Regions from separate parts of the Homo sapiens genome. Here regions 1, 2 and 4 are each linked to region 3. The links are chromatin contacts, found by Hi-C or POLR2A ChIA-PET in ENCODE. All regions are on one chromosome and are shown on one strand. The core of a region is the stretch at or near the end of the contact, and the rest is flanking DNA. Distances in the headings are between cores, read along the strand shown.

Region 1 (4,991 bases), core at 514-3,013, 290 kb after region 3:
GTTCCCAATATGTGGGTGGCACTTCTTAAAAATCAGCTTTAAGGAGCTGGCAGAAAGCCCCCAGCCCCACAGCCCTGAGAGATGGTGTTGCTAGCTCAGGTGGCTGACACATGGGGTATGCCGGGCACTGGGCAGGTCCCAGAGCCGGGGAACCAGCTCACCTCTGGTTGCTGTAGCTCCTGCCGGAGGCATGTCTACTTGTGATCCCGGACAGCCGAACCCAAGAGCTGGTGGCTCTGAGCAGACAGAGACATCTTGGCCTGTCCCTGCCTGGGGGTCATGGAGACCATGTCTTCTTAGAGCAAATGTGGAGGCGGCCAGGGCAGTTGTTGGGTGAATGTGGAGAGCACATGGCCATGTCTTGCCCCCGGAGTACCACTGGGCGTGGGGGGTCCTGGCACCACATGCCCGGTGTGGCCGAGGGCACACAGCCTCTATAGCAGGCCTTCCTGTGGAAGGCAGAGGCAGTGAGGGAGGTGGACGGTGCCAGCTGAGGCTGAGGCATGCAGCAGCCCCCAGCTACCTTTGCTTAGGGCTGGGGTGGGAGGCACATGGTGACAGGTATATGTCGTGGGACTGGGGTGTGGGTGACCTGCCCTCAAACCTTGCCTGCCACCTCCCCATTCAGGCCTGGTGGCAGGAAGGGACAAGCTGTGGAGCTGGCTGAGTCACAGCCACCTCCCCACCTCCCCGCAAGCTGGTCCCATCGACCAGCAAGCCCAGCCCCAGGGCGCTTAGGGAGAAATGACCCAGCCTCCTCAGACCCCGCCTGCCTGTCCTGTGCCCACCACGCAGCAGTCAGGGGAGAAAATGGTGGCTATCCCTTCTGCTTAGAGAAAGAAATGGCCTTTAGCTGGTTTCATGTTTGTGTTTTGACTGGAGGGAGTAGACCCTATCTATAAGGTGCCACCCCATCATCCAAGCTGCCACACTGCCCGGAGCAGCCTGTTCCTGCACTCCACCCTGCTGGCCCCAGGACTTCTGATCTCAGTCCTCTGGGAGGGAGGTTCGCCTAGGAGGTGCCCCCCACATTGGTGTCCCCATGGGCAGCAGGCAGACAGCTCACCCCCACCAGCATGATGGCCCCAGCTGGGGGCAGTGGCAGGAGCCTTACTTTTGTCACAGCCTTGCCCACAAACCCTGCCTCTGAGGGGAGACTGAGGAAGGGCAGAGCCAGAAGCAAGCCGTGCCAGGCCATCTGCCTGCTCATGGGGTCCTAAAGCGCGGGCTAAGCCTGCAGGAAAGCCGGGGCGGTGGGGGGGGCTTAGTGCCACATGCACCCCACTCATTCCAAAGCCACCAAACTGCCAGGGGCTGCCGTCCACCCGTGGGGCCCAGGGGCTGGGGCCACAGCCTTGCCATTTTCGTTGCCATACCCTCTTGCCTTACTCGCGGTGGAGGCCGGATTTGCACGGGCAGACGTGCACCTGGGCCCGTGGGGAGCTTGTTCTGACCAGACGTACAGATTTTCATTCTCAGAAAGCCTTACTTTTCAACCAAATTTTTGTAGCCAGTTTTGTGAATTTGTACACTGAAAGAAAATTTAAATAAAGGGGAAGTCCACATTAAAAAGAAAACAAAACAAACCCTAACTAACTTCCAAATGGGTCTCCTGGTGCGGGGGCGTGAGTGGCCGTGCCCTGGGTGTGCTGCCTGTCTGAGCAAGCTTCCCTAGCTGTGGAACCCCGGGCCCCCTGCTGCGGGCTCTGCCTTGGTGTCATGCCTGCTGCACCCCCGTTTCCACTGACGTGCCGTCTGTGGCTATGGGGGTGGTCACTGGAATGACGGTCACTCCAGACGTCAGCCGGCAGGGATGCAGCAGGCTGGCCGCGCACCGGGGCTCGGGCACCCTCTGGCCCCACACTGGCAATGATGCCACACCTTGCCATGTCCACGCTGTTGGTCAAACCCCTCTGTCATGCCTCTTTAAAGAGAAAAGAAGAGAAAGATTTTTTTTTTTTTTAATGGCAGACCGAAGTGGAGATCTTGTAGCCTAGATAGGATAGTCTGACCTTCTAGCATAGTCTTTTTGGCAAATGATTTGTGTTTTCAGTGTGTGGGGAAGCTGTCCTGGGGGCTGGGGCGACAGATAGCACATAGGCTGTTTCTGGGGCTGCAGGGGCTTCCCTGAGCTGGATGTTGTGGGTGTTGCCGTGCTTCAGGAAGTGTGGCGACCAGAAAGCGTAGACCCGGGGCCCAGGGTCTGCCCGCCCCTGCAGCCTGGCCTCCCCGCACAGGCTGTGGCTTGCACTCCAGCCGCTCTAGTCTCTCAGGAATTTGCTTGTTACTTGTACTGTGTAAATAAAGCTTCCTGGTTCAATACCCAAGTGCCTGGTGCCAGCTGTGTGGTTTCTGTTGGGTGTGGTGAACTGGCAGGTCCCCCCTGCTCACAGGAGCATTAGCTCTGGGCGCAGAGAGACCTAGACTGGACCCTTCTGTCCCCTCCAAGCCTCGGGGTCTGAATCGATAAAATGGGGCTAGCAGACATCACAGAGCTGTGGAGACGCCGGGGGACGGGGGAAGGCTGCCCATGGCCACAGCTGCATCATGGGGAGCCCTTCTAGGGCCAGGAGCCCCAGGACAGCAGTGGGGAGACACTCCTTGTGTCACTTGAGTTAGAAGCCATGGAGGAGTCTGCCCTTCCGAGCACAGCAGCTCAGCCTTCGACAGCGCTGGGAGGTGAGGCCACACAGCAGCGTGCGGAGATGGGCCCAGCCTGGCCTGCAGCCCTGAGGGGCCTGGGATGGCCCCCACCACCCACCCACCAGGGTAGCTGAGGTGGCACAGACAGGCTCACTGGCTCCGGGTTTCTGCCCCCGCTGCAGGCAGCACAGTGCAGACTTCTGCTGCGTGAGTGAGTTGCGGGGGCCCCAGAAGCACGAAGCCCAGCCCGGCGTGGCCCACTGTCTCCCGTGCATGGCCCTCTGCTTACCCGGACTCAGGAGAAGGGCGTGTTTGCGGCCTGGAGGACAGGCGTGGAGAGGTTTGCTTGATTTCCATAACTCAACACTTGCCCACACAATCTGCCCATGGAAGTCTGGCCTAGAATGCTTGTTAGGGCCAGAGCAGCCCCTCTGGGAATGAGGCTCTGTAGCCCCCGCTTTTCTTTTGGTTTTTGCTTTTAGCAAGATTTTTTTTTTTTAAGTCTATGAGCACTGAACTCAAGAAACAAACATGTGAAGTGGGGCTGCTGGGGGGAGGTGAGCCCCTTGTCCTCACTGCCATCCCTGCAGCCCTGCCTTACCCAAGGCCTAGGGACTCACTGATTCGAGGCTGGATGCATTGACTTCCCCAGCACACCCTCCCCTCACCCCTGCCTCCGTATCTGACAGATGACTGGTGGGCCAGGGGCTGGCGGGGGGCTTCTACCCAGCGCAGTGCCCCCACCCTTGTGCCCCACCTGAGGGTAGGGCACAGAGTGGCCCTGGAATTACCTCTGGCCCTTACCAGCCCCTTGCTGCCCCCAATCCCTAGATGAGGTCCCTGGCTGGATGGATAGCTCCGTTCTGCCCCCACGTGGGGCCTGGCCCCAGGCCTCACCCCCAGTGCAGTGCCCAGGCCAGGCACAGGTGCTTCTGACATGGGGCACACGTGTAGTCTCCTTACCTGCACAGCGATCATAACCCTGTGGGCTTACGAGAGAGACTCAGCCACTCTGTCCAGTGTGCAGGGAAAGGGCTGGAAGGAAGAAGGCCGAAAGGAAAGGCCCCAGAGAGCACAGTGCTCAGACTCCCGGGTGACTTCTGGTTTCTTTTTATATACTTCTGTTAAATTTCCTGTAATAACACATGCTGCTTTTATAATGTTAAAAAAACCACGTAGAATGTAGGCTGCCCCGTGTGTTCACCTCCTAAACCAGGACAGTTCTGAGGGGCAGCTGGAACTGTTGACACGCACTCTGGCACGGGAGGCGGACCCAAGAGCACCCACCCCAGAGGGGCACCACACTCGCCCGTCCCGCCCTGTGTCCCCACCTCTGCCCTGAGGTGAACACAGGAGGCTTTCCACCTGCCAGCTGCCAGCCAACCTCCCCGAGAGGGGCAGGAACCGACCAGCAGGACAGACCCACCCAGGACAGCGGCACCAGGTCAGGCCTCAGCCTTTCCGATCCTCTGGAGGGCTCAAGCCGAACGGAAGGAGGGAAGAACTGCAGTCACCTGGGCCGGTGGCGCTCACATCTGACGTGGAGGCCTCTGCTTCACTTGGCCCAGTTCCCAGCCTTGTCGGCAGTGAGGACATGGACCCTCGCTGGCATCCGTCCTCCGTCTGGCACAACGTGCCGTGTTCTCTCTGGTTAGGGTTTGGGTGGGACGGAGACTGCGCCCCTGTTCCTGGTCCGCCTAAGTCTCTGCCAGTCTGAGTCTCGTGGGCCTTTTCTGCAGGCCCTGGGGTTGCGGAGCAGGCAGGGGGACGTCGGTGGCTGGGGGACATCCCGCCACCTGCCAAGTAGCTGCAATGGGAAGAGATGCGGTTCCCGTGACAGCCAGGCCTGGATGTTCAAGTCATGTGAGACCACCAAATACCTTGTTGCACTAAGCCAATTTGAATTGAGTTTTCATAAGTGGTACATTGAGCCCAGGGCTTGGTACTGTGTGGGCCCTAGAGCTGGAAGGTGCAAGGGTGGGTGAGGCCCGAGAGGCCTGCTCTCCCTGTCCTCCCCTCCACCCCCCACCCTGCTACCCTTCACGGTTGCCTGGCCTGGCAGCTCCCGAGCCTGGGAGGTGTGGCTGGGCCTAGGCTGCTGCTCACTCCCAGCCTCGGTGGGAAAGACCCCTGGGAGCACCCCGGACCTGTGGTCCTGAGTCTTTTTTTCACGACAGTTCCGCGACATGTGTTGAACACAGGGCCTTAGCCCATTGGCAGCCCCGAACTCCAGCCCCGCATGCGGCCGGCGGTTCCACACCGTCTCTGCCAGGGCCCGGGCCCCCTCCACATGCTGGAAGTGGCCAGGCTGCCGGAAGGAGCCAGGGGTGAAGGAGGTCATTCCTCAC
Region 2 (4,627 bases), core at 1,764-4,263, 390 kb after region 3:
GGTGGGGTCTAATGACCAACTTCAGGGCCTGCCCTAGGTCAGAAGCCCCCAGAGCCAGGTCCTGCTTATGTCCAGCTCAGCAGCAGGTCGTGTGTGTGTGGAGGGGGCCAAAGCGGGGGAGGGCGGGAGCTGACCAGTCCTGTGAGCCCCCACACTGGCTACTATTGTTTTGTGAGGCCCGGCCCCTGCTCAGAGCTCCAGCAACACTTGGCTAATTGGGGGGTGGCTTGAGAATGTTCAGGGGCACAGGCCTTGGAGTCAGGCAGAGGTGGGTTCGAATCCCGATTCTGACACTGGTAGGCTGTGTGGCCTTGGGCAAGTTACTTCACCTCTCTGAGCTTCCATTTGCAAATCTAAATGGTAGGGGTAAGAAGGCGGGTGGCTTCTCTGGGCTGTTGCAGGGTGTAGACGAGCTGAGGCTGAGTGTGTGTAAGCATGAGCACTGGCCCCGCCATGAGGCATACCTGCGTTATCCCCCTTCCAGCTCCTGGGGAACGCGCTTCAGGGAGTGTCTTGGGAGAAGAGCACGTGTGAGCACCAGGTCCAGAGCACGTGCCTTGCAACACGTGTTGAGCGGCTCTAGGGAGAAGAGAGGGCCCTGCTGACGCTCCCTCAATCCCTGTCCCACCACTCCAGCGCCTTCCAGGACCCTCGAGGGACCTGCACGTTCCCAAGAGGCAAATTCCTGGGGTTGGGAGGCTGCCTACAGGGGTCCTACCTTCTGGGCCAACCCCCAGGCCTTGTGGCCTCACTCTGCAGCCACCTCCCGGCCTCCACCTGGGACCCCCTTCCTCAGCTCAGAGCCCCCCAGCCCTCAGCCCACCGGTTTTCCCACAGGCGGCACCAAGCCCAGCAGGGGGGTTCAGGTTTTAACATCTTTCCCCTCTTGCCCTGGACATGAAGCAGCCTTGCTCAGGAACCAAGAATGCTAATGAGGGTCAGTACCAGAGAGGGTGACTGTTCCCAATCCTGTCTCCCCTGCCCCAGCAGCCAACAGAAGGCAGGAAACCCAGCAGAGGAGGAAGCTGATGCTGCCCCAACCAAAGCCATGGGGGCCACGATGGGGTGTCTGCCCCTGGAAACCCCATGTTCACCTGCTGAGCCATGTGGACCCCACCAGCCTCCTTTCACACACTCGCCTCCGCCTCGGGTCTCCTCCCCACTCTCTCAGGAGGCCCAGCGTCCGGGACTGCCACATGCTGACAATGTCCAGAAACCTCCCAGGACCGTAAACTGGGAAGAACATGGGCCTCCCTCCCAGAACAGCTCGTGATGGTCGGGGCGGGGAGCAACAGGGTCCCCCCGTGGTGGGGGCATAAACCCGTCTGGCCTCATCTGGTCAAGTTGAACATATGCTCCTCCATGACCCAGCACTGCCATCTATCAGCAGATCCGCCCCAGAAGGACTCACGCCCATGTGTCCAGGAGACAAAAACCAGAACATTCCTGGCAGCCAGTGCAGAAGGGCCAAACTGGGACCCACCCAGATGTTCCCTCTGAGGGACGGGCAGAGAGGGGTGTTGGAGCCACAGAGGACACGATGAACAAGCCACAGCTCAACGGTACAGTGTGCGATTCCACTTGGATAAAGGTCAGAGAAGGAAGAGCCAGCGCCATGTTGGAGGGAAGCCAGCCATGTGGGAGAAGAAAGCAGGCCCAGTCACCGCGGCCACTGTGCCCACGGCAAGGCGGGGCCGCCTCTGCAGGACTGGGCATGTCAATCAGGGACTAGGTCTTCTGGGGAGCTGATAGCCTCCTAATTCTTGACCTTAGAGTGTTTGCTTTGTTATTCATTATGCTGTGTATTCAAATTTTATTCACTTCACATCACAATTGTTTAATGGCATATTTTATGTTATATATATTTTACCACAATTTAAAAAAATTTCTTTTTGAGACAAGGTCTTGCTCTGTCACCCAGGCTGAAGTGCAGTGGTATGATCACAGCTCACTGCAGCCTCGTGGACCTCCTGGGTTTAAGAGATCCTCCTGCCTCAGCCTCCCGAGTAGCTGGGACCACAGGTGGGTGTCACCACACCTGGCTAATTTTGATTTTTAATAGAAATGAGGTCTCGCTATGTTGCCCAGGCTGGTCTCAAACTCCTGGGCCAATTTAATTTTTCTAAATTTTTCAAATGAAAGTATGACATAAGGCCAGACACGGTGGCTCATGCCTGTAATCCCAGCACTTTGGGAGGTCAAGGCGGGGGGATCATTTGAGGTCAGGAGTTTGAGACCAGTTTGGCCAACGTGGTGAAACCCCATCTCTACTAAAAATACATAAATTAGTTGGGCATGGTGGTGCGTGGCTATAATCCCAGCTACTTGGGAGGCTGAGGCAGGAGAATCGCTTGAACCTGGGAGGCGGAGGTTGTAGTGAGCCAAGATCATGCTACTGCACTCCAGCCTGGCTGTCAGAGTGAGACTCTGTCTCAAAAAAAAAAAAAAAAAAATGAAAACAAAAGAAAGAAAGTATGACATAAAGTAGATTAGTGATTGTCTGGGGCTGGGTGGAATGTGGGGGGTCTTTGCTAATAATAGCTAAACGATTTGAGGCTTCTTTTTGGGGTGATGAAATGTTATAAAATTGTGGTGACGACTGCACAGCTCTGTGAATGTATGAAAACCACTGAGTTATACAGCGTGGGAGTGATTTCTCAATAAAGCTGTTACCAAAAGAGACAAAAGAAAAAAGTGTACAGGCTTAAATTGGGGTGGGTCCCACTCCGTGTGACCTCAGGTGAGCTAAATGACCCCTCTGAGCCCAGAAGTGCCCACCTACACCAGAAGCCACAGCCTCTATCCCGGGCAGGACCAGAGGGCTGCTGAGAGGATGTCTGGGATTCACGGACTCATTGCACAGTGGATTTTTCCACAGGCCTGTTCCCGGTGCCCTTCCCTGCACTGCCAGGATGAGTACCCGAGGAACTTGGGGTGAGCTCCCAAGCCCAGCACTGGCCCTTTCTCTCCACCGGGGCTGGCTCGGATTGCCCTGGCTGGTCTGTTTACACAGGAGGGCAGCAGGAGGGTCCTGACTCCTGGAAGGCTGACCAGGGCCACCACAGCCTGGACCCCCCTGCTTGCTAGCCACTCACTTTGACATGTGACTGCTGAAAAATTAACACCAGTTTCACTTCCTTCCCTCACACTCCACGTAGCACAGAAGAAAAATCTGTCATGTTCCAAAGCGAATCCACAGCCTTCTCGTAACAGGAAACACTCTGAAATCCGTCACTGCGAAGTCTGGGAAGACCCAGGACAAGCTGCTGCTTTGACGGCAGCCGCTTCCAAGGTCAAAGGCCAGGCGTGGGGGCACTCTCCCTCCCGACGCAGCCAGCTCCACAGCCATGCACCCTGCAGCCCCTCGTCTTCCAGCTTTGTGCAAGGCGGCTGGAATCCTAGATCGGCTGGCCACCCCACTGGGGGGAAACCCCTTCAGCACCCAGGCCACAGCTAGAAGGGACCTTGCAGGATGTCGGGAATCACGGTCCAGGAAACTTTCCCTCTCCGAAGGGCAAACTGTTTGTCAAGAACGTTCGGGGCTTATAAAACATCTGCCAGCCTTGGGTAAACAATAAGAGAAGACCAGAGGCGAGCTCCGCATCGCGGCTTTATTTACACAGCAGCACCAGGACTAGCGCAGGGGCTTCCCAGGCAGTGGCGCCTTTGACTGGGTGGTGGCTGCAGGGTGTGGCGTGGAACAGCGAACAGAGTGATGGGGTGGTGAGAGGCCACACGGCCTGGTTTCTGGCATGTCCACAGGAACACAGGTTGGTGGGGATATAAGAGGCAGGAAGGGTCTGTGGCTCAGATGTGCCAGCGGCTCTTCCTTCTCCACTGAGGACAGAGAGGGCACCTTGGAACTGGGCAAAACGTCCCTTCCCTCTACTCATTTGTCAGAATGGGAGGGCGCAGGCTCCCAGCCCAGCCCCATCCTCCAAGGAAGATGAGGGCTGCCTTGACAGGCAGGCAAGCAGGGAGGAGCAGACAGTGCTTGGGGGGGGGCGTGGGCAGCAGTGCACTTACCCACTGGGCCTCGCATCCAAACATGGAGCCCTGGAGTGAGGCCAGGCCCTGTGACTGCTGCAAAATGTGGCCCCAAGGGCAGGACATTCTACCAGGGAAAAGTGCAGGAAAAGCACCCGCCCAGGGGACTGGGGGCGGCCAGGTTCCAGTCCAGCTTCTGTAAAACCTTGCCAGGTGGCCTTGGCCAAGGTCCTAGCTGTCCCATCTGAAAAAGCCTCTCACGGCAGGGCAGCAGCACCCTCTGGGGCTGCAGGACTCATGGCATCATGAGGATTTGCCACCCATGGCACAGGACCCCCCACGGAGGAGACACTGTTGTCCAGGGCCTGGGCAGCAGGAACGCTGTGGCTGGATGGGACCTCGAGGAGTCTGGGGGAGCAGCCATGTCCAATGCGCCAGGAGTCCTGGGAACAGGGCAGGCAGGGAACACCCAGAAGGCCTTTACCTGCCAGCCAGGTGAGGGCCGCCCCCTGGCTGGGCAGGATTTCCACAGGGAGCAGGTATGAAAAGAAAGCTTTGTGCTTCCCTGTCCAGGGCTCTTGGGCAGCCCTGTTGGGCCAAGCTCCAGACACCCCTGCCCGGGGATGATGCTTTCCTGGGG
Region 3 (4,736 bases), core at 1,282-3,781:
GAGGTTGCAGTGAGCCGAGACCGTGTCATTGCACTCCAGCCTAGGCAACAGAGTGAGACTCTGTCTAAAAAAACAAACAAACAAACAAATAAAAAAATAGAAAGAGAGAGAGAGAGACAGATGTCCTATCGAAACAATCCCTAAGAGGGGGGCCTGGGCATGGATATGTTTTGTTTGATTTATTTTTTATTTTTATTTATTTATTTTTTTTTTTTTTTTTGAGACAGAGTCTCACTCCGTCACCCAGGCTGGAGTGCAGTAGCACGAACCTGGCTCACTGCAAGCTCTACCTCCCGGGTTCACGCCATTCTCCTGCCTCAGCCTCCTGAGTAGCTGGGACTACAGGCGCCCGCCACCATGCCCGGCTAATTTTTTTTTGTATTTTTTAGTAGAGACGGGGTTTCACCATATTAGCCAGGATGGTCTTGATCTCCTGACCTCATGATCCACCTGCCTTGGCCTCCCAAAGTGCTGGGATTACAGGCATGAGCCACCGCGCCCGGCCTGTGGATGTGTTTTAAACCCACTCCCCAGGTACCTGAAACGTGCAGCCAGTATTGAGAACTACCGACAAAACAGTCCTCAAACCCCAAAAGATTGCAGATATGGAAATTAATGCCTAAAGATGTTAAGTGACTTAACAAGAGCTAGACCAATTAACTCTGCAATTCGAACAGGAACACATAACTCTTTATTTCTTTTATTTTTTTATTTTTGTGAAAACAAGATCTCACTCTGTTACCCAGGCTGGAGTGCAGTGGTGCAATCATAGCACACTGCAGCCTCAAACTCCTGGGCTCAAGTGATCCTCCCACCTTGGCTTTCCCAGTAGCTAGGACTACAGGCATGCACCACCATACCTGGCTAATTTTTAAATTTTTAGTAGAGACAAAGTCTTTGTTGCCCAGGCTTATCTTGAACTGCTGGATTCAAACGATCCTCCTGCCTCTGCCTCCCAAAATGCTAGGATTACAGGCACATACCACCATGCCCAGCAGAACACAGAACTCTTGATTCCATGGTCAAATGTTCCACTATATTTGAATTAAAAAGATATCATCAATAAATACAGCAGAGGGCATTGTCACAGTTACAGAACGGTGGCTGTTTGGCACACCTACCGAATTGACATTCTACTTATGTTTATCTGGACTCTGAGAAATATTTCATTTGGAAAAAGTATCCACTGTCTTTTTGGGGTTTTTAATTTCCTTTTCTTAGAAACCTTATATTAGGCTGGGTGCAGTGGCTCATGCCTCTAATCCTAGTACTTTGGGAGGCCAAGGCAGGAGAATTGCTTGAGCCTGCGAGGTCCAGGCTGCAGTGAGCCATGATGGCACTACTGCACTACACCCTGGACAACAGAGCAGGACCCTATCTCAAAAAAAAAAAAAACCTTTGTAGTAAAGGGTAGAGACAGTATAGTTTTGTTGATAGTTTGTTCTGGCTTTCATTTCAGTTTTTCCCAAACTAACTGTAGAGTTCATAAATCCATATTGCATTTTTGTGAAAGTTTTGCATGCAAAATTGTGGATCTGTAGTTCCATTAACAGTAGAAAGCCATAAAGAGGTTTTGAGCAGGAAGGTGCCAGTATTGGAGCTGCCCACCTTTACCTGGAATGTCTGTGAGACAAATGAGGGCAGAAGTAGAAACAGGGGCAGAGAAGAGACAAGGACCTAAAACCAAAGTAGCTGTGGGAATGGAAAGGAGGGCCAAGAGTGAAATGGGAGACAGTGCAATGTTCAGAATTTGCCAGTGACTAACTCTGAGGCAGAAGAAAGAATCAAAAGTCAGAGAGTGGGCCAGGAGCAGTGGCTCATGCCTGTAATTCTAGCACTTGGGAAGGCCAAGGTGGAAGATCGCTTGAGGCCAGGAATTCAAGACCAAACTGGGCAACATAATGAGACCCCATTGCTACAAAAAATAATTTTTAACCTGCCAGGCTCAGTGGCTCACACCTGTTGTCCTGGCTACTCAGGAGACTGAGGAGGGAGAATTGCTTGAGCCCAGGAGTTCAAGGCTGCAGTGAGCTATAATCATGCCACTGCACTCCAGCTTGGGCAAGAGAGCAAGATCCTGTCACCAAAAAAAAAAAAAAAAAAAAAGTCCGTGAACTCTGAGTGACGGCAGTATGTGCAACAGTGGGACACGCAAGAGAGGAACTGGGTCAGAGGAGATGTGGACCCTTGAATCAGGAGATCCTGGACTCAGGAGGAAGGGAATGGCTGGTGGGGGAAATGCTGGTCTGAAATGTGTAGGGCAATCCTGGAGATCAACATCAGGGAGCTCTCTATGTAGAATTTAGTATGGAAGCCACAGGAGTGGGGAAGAAAGAACTACCGAAGGAAAAAAAAAGAGGAGTGGTCAGAAAGGTAGGAGATGAAGCTGGTAGTACGGTGTTCTGGAAGCCGAGGGTACAGTGAGCCTGAAGCACATGGTAATAAAAATTGTCAGATGCTACAGATTTCGAGCATTAGAACGGAGGAAAGGCCACTGGATCTGACAAACAAGAGACTCAGTGACCTTCTAGAGAACAGTTCTCAGTAGGATGGTAGGGAGAGAAGCCAAGTTTCAAAAGCTGAAGCCATGTGATTATAAACCACAAGTCCAAGACGTCTGGCAGTGAAAGGAAAGCAGGAGATATAAGACTAGATTAGGGCAGTAACAAAAATAAGGGAAAGGTTTTGTTTTCTTTTAGGTATTTATTTTAAAGAATGGGCATCTCTGAGCACTTTTATAAATGGAGGAGAGATGTAGAGGGGGTAAAAGGACTGAAATCCAGAAGGGAGGTAAAATTCAGAGCACAGTGATTTGTGTTGGCAAGCAAGAAAGCCCTATCTTCCTCAGAAACGAGGAGAGGAAGCTGTGAAAAACAGCTCTAGGGAGGTTTTGGTGGGTGAGACAGAGGTGATGGAGTGGAGTTCAAACCCTTTCTCCTCCTTGGTGAATCAAGCACAGAGTCTCCTGCTGAGGGTTGCTCTGGAAACTGGAGGAGATTCGGGACAATAGTTAGAGGGAAGCAAATCAAGAAGAATGAAAAAAGAAGAGCGACAAGAAACTGCTTTCTCCAAAAAGTCTTGGCAGTCCATAATCAGGCCTAGGACGGAAAGATCAGGCTGAGGCTGTGGAGCCCCCCGCAGAGGTGGACATATGCAGCTAAGGGAAATCGAAGGCGCTCTGCTAAAGGAAATGGTAACGGATCCAGCTTACTCAGGGTCTTTGAGGGATCTGTGCTTTTAAGTAGAAAGTGTTATAAAATGGGTGTTCCCCTCAAAAGAAATGTTAGAAATGTTCAGTTGTTACAAGAACATGTTCTCAGACGCGTTGCAGAAAATGTCATTTGTATAAACTGCAACGTATCTTCCATTCTCTGTGTATGATCAACATGATTCCCAAGTGGAAAAAACATCTTAACAGTAGAAAATGCAATGTAACAGGCTAGGTGCGGTGGCTCACTCCTGTAATCCCAGCATTTTGGGAGGCCCGGGTAGGTGGATCACCTGAGGTTAGGAGTTCGAGACCAGCCTGGTCTACATGGCAAAACCCCATGTCTACTAAAAATACAAAAAATTAGCCAGTCGTGGTGGTGGGTGCCTGTAATCCCAGCTACTCGGGTGACCGAGGCAAGAGAATTGCTTGAACCCGGGAGGCAGACGTTGCAGTGAGCCAAGATCACGCCATTGCACTCCAGCCTGGGCGACAGAGCAAGACTCTGTCTCAAAAAAAAAAAAAAAGGAAGAAAGAAAGGGAGGGAGGGAGGGAGGAAGGAAGGAAGGAAAGAAAGGAAATAAACGTATTTAATAATGTTGCCTAATCTGTATGCATGCAGTACAGGACACAGTTTTGTGGAACATAGTACCATCCTGTGACCTTCCTCTATGTCCACCACAAATCTGCCTGAAAAAAAAAATCTCTCCTGAGAGGACCAGATATGCTTGTGAAGCATCAGAGAAAATACAGCTTGTTTGACATTTCAAAATCCTGGTCTGTGCTAGGACTGGTCTCATCTTGATGGGTATAAATTTGTGCTTATAGGAACACAGTCACTCTATATCCAGACTAAGAAATTTTTGTAGATTTTTCAACTAAGTATCCCTGTAAGCTAGACTTACGGAATTAGGAAAAAAAAATGTTGAAGTTGTATTGAGTCTCTTTTTTTTTTTTTTTTTTTTTTTTTGAGACAGGGTCTCACTCTGTCGTCAAGGCTGTAGTGCAGTGTTGTGATCATAGCTCACCGCAGCCTCAACCTCCCAGGCTCAGCCTCCTGGGTAGCTGGGACTATAGACACGCACCACCACACCTGGCCAATTTTTTTATTTTTTATAGAGTCAGGGTTTCGCCATGTTATCCAGGCTGGTCTCAAACTCCTGGGCTCAAGTGATCCTCCAGTCTCCCAAAGTGTTGGGATTATAGGCGTGAGCCACTAAACCCAGCCAGTACTATGTCTTTTTTTTTTTTTTTTTTTTTTTGAGACGGAGTTTCGCTCTTGTTGCCCAGGCTGGAGTGCAATGGCACAATCTCGGCTCACTGCAACCTCCGCCTCCCGGGTTCAAGCGATTCTCCTCCCTCAGCCTCCCGAGTAGCTGGGATCACAGGCTGGTATTACAGGTGTGAGCCACCGCGCCTGGCTGTTGTATCTTTTTAAGAAGTTTGGAAACATCAAGTATCTGAAACAACTTCGCTTGTGATCTTATCTGGGGAAGTTTTGTAAGAGGCAAAGCTGTGAGCAGAGAGA
Region 4 (4,911 bases), core at 549-3,048, 260 kb after region 3:
GGAGGAGGAATGCCTCACTCTGGGAGGCATTAGGTGGAAGAAAACAGCGCCTCTGGAGTCCTGGGGTTAGGGTTCAGCTCTCGGCTTCGCTGTGCTCTGGCCAGGTAAACTCTGAGCTGCAGCGTCCTCATTTGTAAAGTGGAGATGAGAAGAATAACTTGCCTCACAGGGTTGGTGTGAAGATCACATAGGCCAAAGGGTGTAGAGCGCCTAGCACATCTGGCCACACTGTGCGTGCTTGGCAGATGGCAGCTGCTGTCATCACCATCATCACCATAACCACCGTTACTTTCAGCGTCACAAGCACCACTGCCAAAACCACCATCATTGTCATCATCCAGCGTGGAGGGTCCAACTGGAACGCTTAGAAGACCTAGGCTCATGCCTGGTTCTCAGATTCAGGGTAGACGACACCTGTCCCGCGATGACCTGGGCCTCTTTTACCTTTGGCCTCCTCCAACCGATAGAGAGTCCTTCCTTGGAGGGAGAGGTCTGCCTCCTTAGTGCTTACTCTGGGAGCAGGGCACAGCCTACAGTATTGTAAAATTATCCTATACTTAATTATATTACTAAGAATATCCCAGCTCCATTAGGGAGATAAGTCATCTGATCGATAATTATGTCATCTGTACCTGTCGCCAGCTTGTCTTGTTATGACGTTAGTTTTACTGCTAGAAATATCTAGTAGATGGCTGGAAATCTGCAGGCAAAGTGCAGAGGGAGTGAGCCTGCGAGGAGAGGGCCTGGGCAAGTGACTGCCCTGGGCCGCAGAGTTCTTATCTAAAAAATGGGAACAGTAGTGTCTTCCTAAAGGCACCATGGACTTAAAATGAATGGCGCGTTTCCTGGGACTTATGTATATTTGGTTGCTTATGGGGACTTACGTATATTTGGTTGCTTTTGGGGACTTATGTATATTTGGTTGCTTTTGGGGTCTGAAGGAGTACAAAGAATCAAGTGCACACTTCCCAGTGTGTGAGGGAGACCAGGGACACCGCCAGCCTGAGTTCTGGGTAGGGCAGCTCTCTGGCAGTAAGCCCTCCATCTTACAGGGGGACACTCTGCATGGAAGGCGGCCTTTATCCAGCTGTGAGAAAGCAGACTGAGGCTTGGTCTGGAAGCTCGTTTAGAACAGGCATTGTCCACATCCTTGCAGTGGCTGGGATTTTGGCAATACCTTGTGTTATGCGACGGAGGGCAGACATGTTGGGAGAAACAGCTGCTGACTTGCCTGGAGGTGGGGCCGGCCAGGCCTGCTGTTTCTCTTTCCCACCATGGCTTTGTTGCCTGGGCCAGCCTGCCCTGTAGCACCCTCTCTACCCCATCCTCCATTCTGCTTGGTCAGATGGGTGGTCAGAGGGTGCCAAGCTGGTCCAACAATAGCAGGAAGGCCTCTGCCAGGGTTAGTTTGCTGCCATCTACTGAGACAACAATATTTTTTCTTGGAAGACATGGAAACTTCGAAATAATCCAGGCTGGTTTCCTTACTCCCAGGTTAGAGGTTGAAGAGGTAGGTGCAGAAGGTTCTAGCTGGAGCCTATACGTTTCAGAACTGGAAGGGACCTGTCATTATGTACCTGGTGAAACAGGCCTAGAGAGTTGCAGTCCTTTGCCCTGGGTCACTTAGAAAGTTAGCTGATGATGGGGCAGTGACCAGACCTGGCCTTCCACTGCTGCTGTTGCCTGCCTTTGGCAGTCTGCCCAGCAGGCCTGCAGCTGCTTCTGCAAGTCAGTAGGATACAGCTCTCATCCCCCACCAGTTTCATCCTGTCTCCCGCAAGTGGCTCGCTTGTTGTGGCAAGCACTTTCCACCACCAGTCTCTCCAGTGACGCTGCACATTCGTTAAGGGCTGGGACGGTGCTTTCTCTTCTCAGGGCGGCTTCCCACAATTGCTAATCCCGGCCAGACCCCTTAGCAGCAAAAGGAGCCCCGAACAGGCGGGACAGGTGGACTAGCTCTGAGTTCTGTTTCATCTGTAGGACCTTGGGCAAGTTACTTAACCTTTCTGAGCCTGTTTGCTCATCTGCAAAGCAAAAAAGAGCACCTTTAGGGGCTTGTTGGTGCACGCACCATGCCTGGCCCATTGTGAGGGCATGGTGGAGGGCTCTGCTGTTGCATTTCTAGTGGGTTCTCCCTCGTGAAGCCCCATGGCAATTATTCTTGAGGTCTCATGGCATTCCTATGAGGCAGGCAGGACGAGGTCATTATTGCCATTTTACAGATGGGGGAGGCTCCCAAGGAGCGGGGAGATGTGTGATGATGTTATGGCAGGTGGTGGAGAGCCAGGCCAGGACACAGCAGGCCGCAGCCCATCCTACCCCAGCTTCCCAGACCTTCCCCTCCATGGAGACTGCAGGCTCGTGGGCACCAGGCACACTGGGCTGGAGGCACCCACTGCCCATCTGTCCCTCTCCATCCTGGAGGTTTCCTGCCCAAGGCTTGGCCCTCTGCCGTGCCCAGGCCTGTGGTCTTGAGCGTGGGGTTTTCCAACAGACGCTCCCAGAGCCTTGGATCCTCGATGTGTCTTGGTTTCCTCCCAGAAGCTTGGCTGCTGCAGTGTTCTCAGAGAGAGGGTTTTCTGGAGGAGGCAGGGTGTGCCATTGTGCCCTGCAGGGCCAAGCAGATTTTCAGCATCCTAGGAAGAACCAAGAATGCAGAAGTCTGGGGGTGGTGAGGCCTCAGCCAGCCCCATGGCGTCCCCAGTGCATTTCCTGTTGACTCTCCCCGTGCCCACACCCACTTCCTTTCCCATCCCTGGCTCCACCCTGAGCCCTCTGCTGGCTGATAGCTCCATGTGGCTACTGACCTGCTTCATGCACACGGGGCTGTTCTGGGCTTTGTAGGAAACAGTGACCACAGGCCAGGGTCATCCCTTGAGCTATGAAGCTCCTCCTGTGTCTGGTGAAGCCGAAGACATTTTCCTCGGCTCATCTCAAGCAGCCATCTTGGGTCTGCCCTCAACACTTCAGTGAGGTGCCCTGGGGGAGGGGGTGACCCCGAGGGAGACATAGCCACCCCACCCCATGGGGTGACATGGAAAGGGTACAGGCCTTCCCTGCCCTCTGCTGCTTCCTAGCTGTGACACTGGACACATACCTGCCTCCCTGAGCCTCAGCTGCCACACGAGTGCATTGGTGACATGCATCTCTGCTCACACTTGTTCTGAGGACAGTCCTGCTAATGGAAAGCTCCCGCATGTGGTGGGGTCTTGGCGACAGCTTTCCTTTTCTTCTCTTGCCTGCCTGTCTACAGGGAGCTTCCAGTTCCTTTGGAACTTCAAAATGTACAGATCAACACTCTGCTTGAGACCCTGAAAAATCTGATTGTCGCAGCTTGGGGAGTGGGGTTTATGAGCAAGAGAAACACCCGAGGCCTGGAGCCTTGGGGCCGCTCCTCAGAGACAGGGAGATTTGCCGTGGCTTTCTGCGCCATTCATCCAAGTCACTTAGACTCAGAGTCCCCATTTATGAAATGGGTCTAGTAATAAACTTGAGAGCTTCAGGGCAGTGATACACATTAAATGAGATGATATTTTCCCCACGTGCTTGGCAGAGTGCCCAGCACAGCCTGACCATCAGCACATGCGGCCCCGATGCCTCGCTGTGCATCCCTTCCCAGTGTGTGCCGCTCACCAGTCCTGCCTCTTCATTGAGTTTGGGCTTCTCTGAGGTGGAGGCTGTTCTCCTTCTGCTCCCAGTTCCCATCGCCTGCTGCAGGGTCTGCCAAGGGAGGGCTTGCTACCCAGGAATGGCCCGGCCAGGAGGCTGGCTGTGTGAGATTCCAGGGATGGGGCCTCACTTAGAACCTGGAGAGGTCGACACCCATACACCCACATTTGCCTGTTTGCTTGCCTTGGGTGCTTCTGCAGTGGGCAAGAGATGCCAGTAGTTTTCCCAGACTCCCTGGCATCCATCATGGCTGCTTCCAGCCTCCCCTTAAAGTAATGGGATGAATCACCCCAGTATTGCAGGCTCATGAGTTAGATAAGAAGGGAAGTCAGAGTTCACATAAGGGGGTTGGCTGGAGGCCAGGTCTCCCAGCAGCAGGAGGAGACTGGGCAAAAGAGCGTCACAGGGTGGCCATCTGAGCTGGAGGGCAGGGATACTGAGGGAGCCGTAAAGCCCTGCACCTATCGGGAACCTCGTCTCATGTATTCCAGAGGCTCCGGGCTGGGAGCAAAAAGACCAGGGAGGAAACAGAAGGCGCCGGCACAGCAATGGGAGGGCCTTGGCCTGTGGTAGATGGTAACAAAACGGTTCCGTTTGTTCTGGGATTCCTTACACGCTTGGCTGTAGAATGGCACGTTTCTCCTCCTCTCTCCTGTCAGGCATTAGAGGCCTGGGGAAGATGTTTGAGCCCATTGCGGGGCCAGAGCAGATACAGCCCATCTGTATTGAAGCCACGATGGAAACATTCTTGAAGGCACATAGCAAATGCCTAAAGAAAGCGAGCTGCACTCACACAGGCAATCAGAGGGAGAGACGCTGTGATGTGGAGTGACATGGGGCTTGTGGGTCTGTGGAGAGCTGTCCTTCATGGGAGGATCCCTGACTCCATCCGCTAGATGCTCATTGTTCCCCCTCCCGCAGTCATGACAAGTGGTCCTCAGCTGGGGGCAACATTGCTGTGGTCGAGAACCACTGACTGGAGTAAAAGGCCTTGACCTCCCTGGTGTCTGCAGTCCCTGAGGCCCTGTTACCTGTTTGGCCTCAGACAGGAAAGCTGATCCTTCTGAATTGGGCAGTGGCAAAGGAGACGCACCTTCTCGGTGCCCACTCAGCTCAAATGCCATGCAGTGTGGGGTGGAGCTGGGCGGCAGGGCATCCTGTTACCTGTAGACACAGAGGCCTGCTGCCCCCGGGACAGGCTGTTTACCCTTATTGGCCCCAGGTTTTCCATCCTGGCTATCC

The links. Hi-C counts contacts between places; a loop is a spot of excess contacts on that map. ChIA-PET counts read pairs that join two places held with the same protein, here RNA polymerase II (POLR2A). Pooled maps may share reads with other maps.
Region 1: a map with no recorded cell type shows a loop between it and region 3 (1.8-fold over the local background). The contact joins two enhancer-like sites. A Hi-C loop is called at or near these places in 3 of 37 single-sample maps with no recorded cell type and 3 of 50 pooled maps. POLR2A ChIA-PET finds 5 or more read pairs at or near these places in 2 of 52 experiments (K562 and activated T-cell).
Region 2: a loop to region 3 is called in a map of psoas muscle, with 5 times the contacts of the local background. The contact joins two enhancer-like sites. A Hi-C loop is called at or near these places in 9 of 168 maps with a recorded cell type or tissue (B cell, CD8-positive, alpha-beta T cell, MCF 10A and 5 more), 18 of 37 single-sample maps with no recorded cell type and 29 of 50 pooled maps. POLR2A ChIA-PET finds 5 or more read pairs at or near these places in 4 of 52 experiments (A673, CD4-positive, alpha-beta T cell, HEK293 and 1 more).
Region 4: a map of gastrocnemius medialis shows a loop between it and region 3 (2.0-fold over the local background). The contact joins two enhancer-like sites. A Hi-C loop is called at or near these places in 3 of 168 maps with a recorded cell type or tissue (CD14-positive monocyte, CD8-positive, alpha-beta T cell and gastrocnemius medialis) and 9 of 50 pooled maps. POLR2A ChIA-PET finds 5 or more read pairs at or near these places in 1 of 52 experiments (activated CD4-positive, alpha-beta memory T cell).

Annotation. Positions count from the first base shown.
Region 1 is chr10:124,616,628-124,621,618 of GRCh38, reverse strand. It overlaps FAM53B (family with sequence similarity 53 member B), which reads left to right. Exons shown (of 5, transcript NM_014661.4): 5 at 1-2,327. Among named protein-coding and RNA genes, the nearest start is that of FAM53B-AS1, 85 kb to the left of the region's middle. RefSeq lists an enhancer at 1,281-1,410. Within about 2 kb of position 1,763, at least 8 of the 41 ENCODE cell types and tissues checked have a DNase peak (open chromatin) inside an H3K27ac peak, as active enhancers do.
Region 2 is chr10:124,522,102-124,526,728 of GRCh38, reverse strand. All of the region lies in intron 6 of LHPP (phospholysine phosphohistidine inorganic pyrophosphate phosphatase), which reads right to left. Among named protein-coding and RNA genes, the nearest start is that of LHPP, 63 kb to the right of the region's middle. RefSeq lists enhancers at 3,024-3,193, 4,074-4,615. Within about 2 kb of position 3,013, at least 14 of the 41 ENCODE cell types and tissues checked have a DNase peak (open chromatin) inside an H3K27ac peak, as active enhancers do.
Region 3 is chr10:124,909,712-124,914,447 of GRCh38, reverse strand. No RefSeq gene overlaps it. Among named protein-coding and RNA genes, the nearest start is that of ZRANB1, 30 kb to the left of the region's middle. Within about 2 kb of position 2,531, at least 4 of the 41 ENCODE cell types and tissues checked have a DNase peak (open chromatin) inside an H3K27ac peak, as active enhancers do; they include gastrocnemius medialis, where a contact is called at or near this core.
Region 4 is chr10:124,645,803-124,650,713 of GRCh38, reverse strand. The region is part of intron 4 of FAM53B (family with sequence similarity 53 member B); the gene reads left to right. Among named protein-coding and RNA genes, the nearest start is that of FAM53B-AS1, 56 kb to the left of the region's middle. RefSeq lists enhancers at 1,696-1,785, 1,605-2,447, 2,600-2,894, 2,640-2,934 and silencers at 1,666-1,866, 1,600-1,894. Within about 2 kb of position 1,798, at least 32 of the 41 ENCODE cell types and tissues checked have a DNase peak (open chromatin) inside an H3K27ac peak, as active enhancers do; they include gastrocnemius medialis, where a contact is called at or near this core.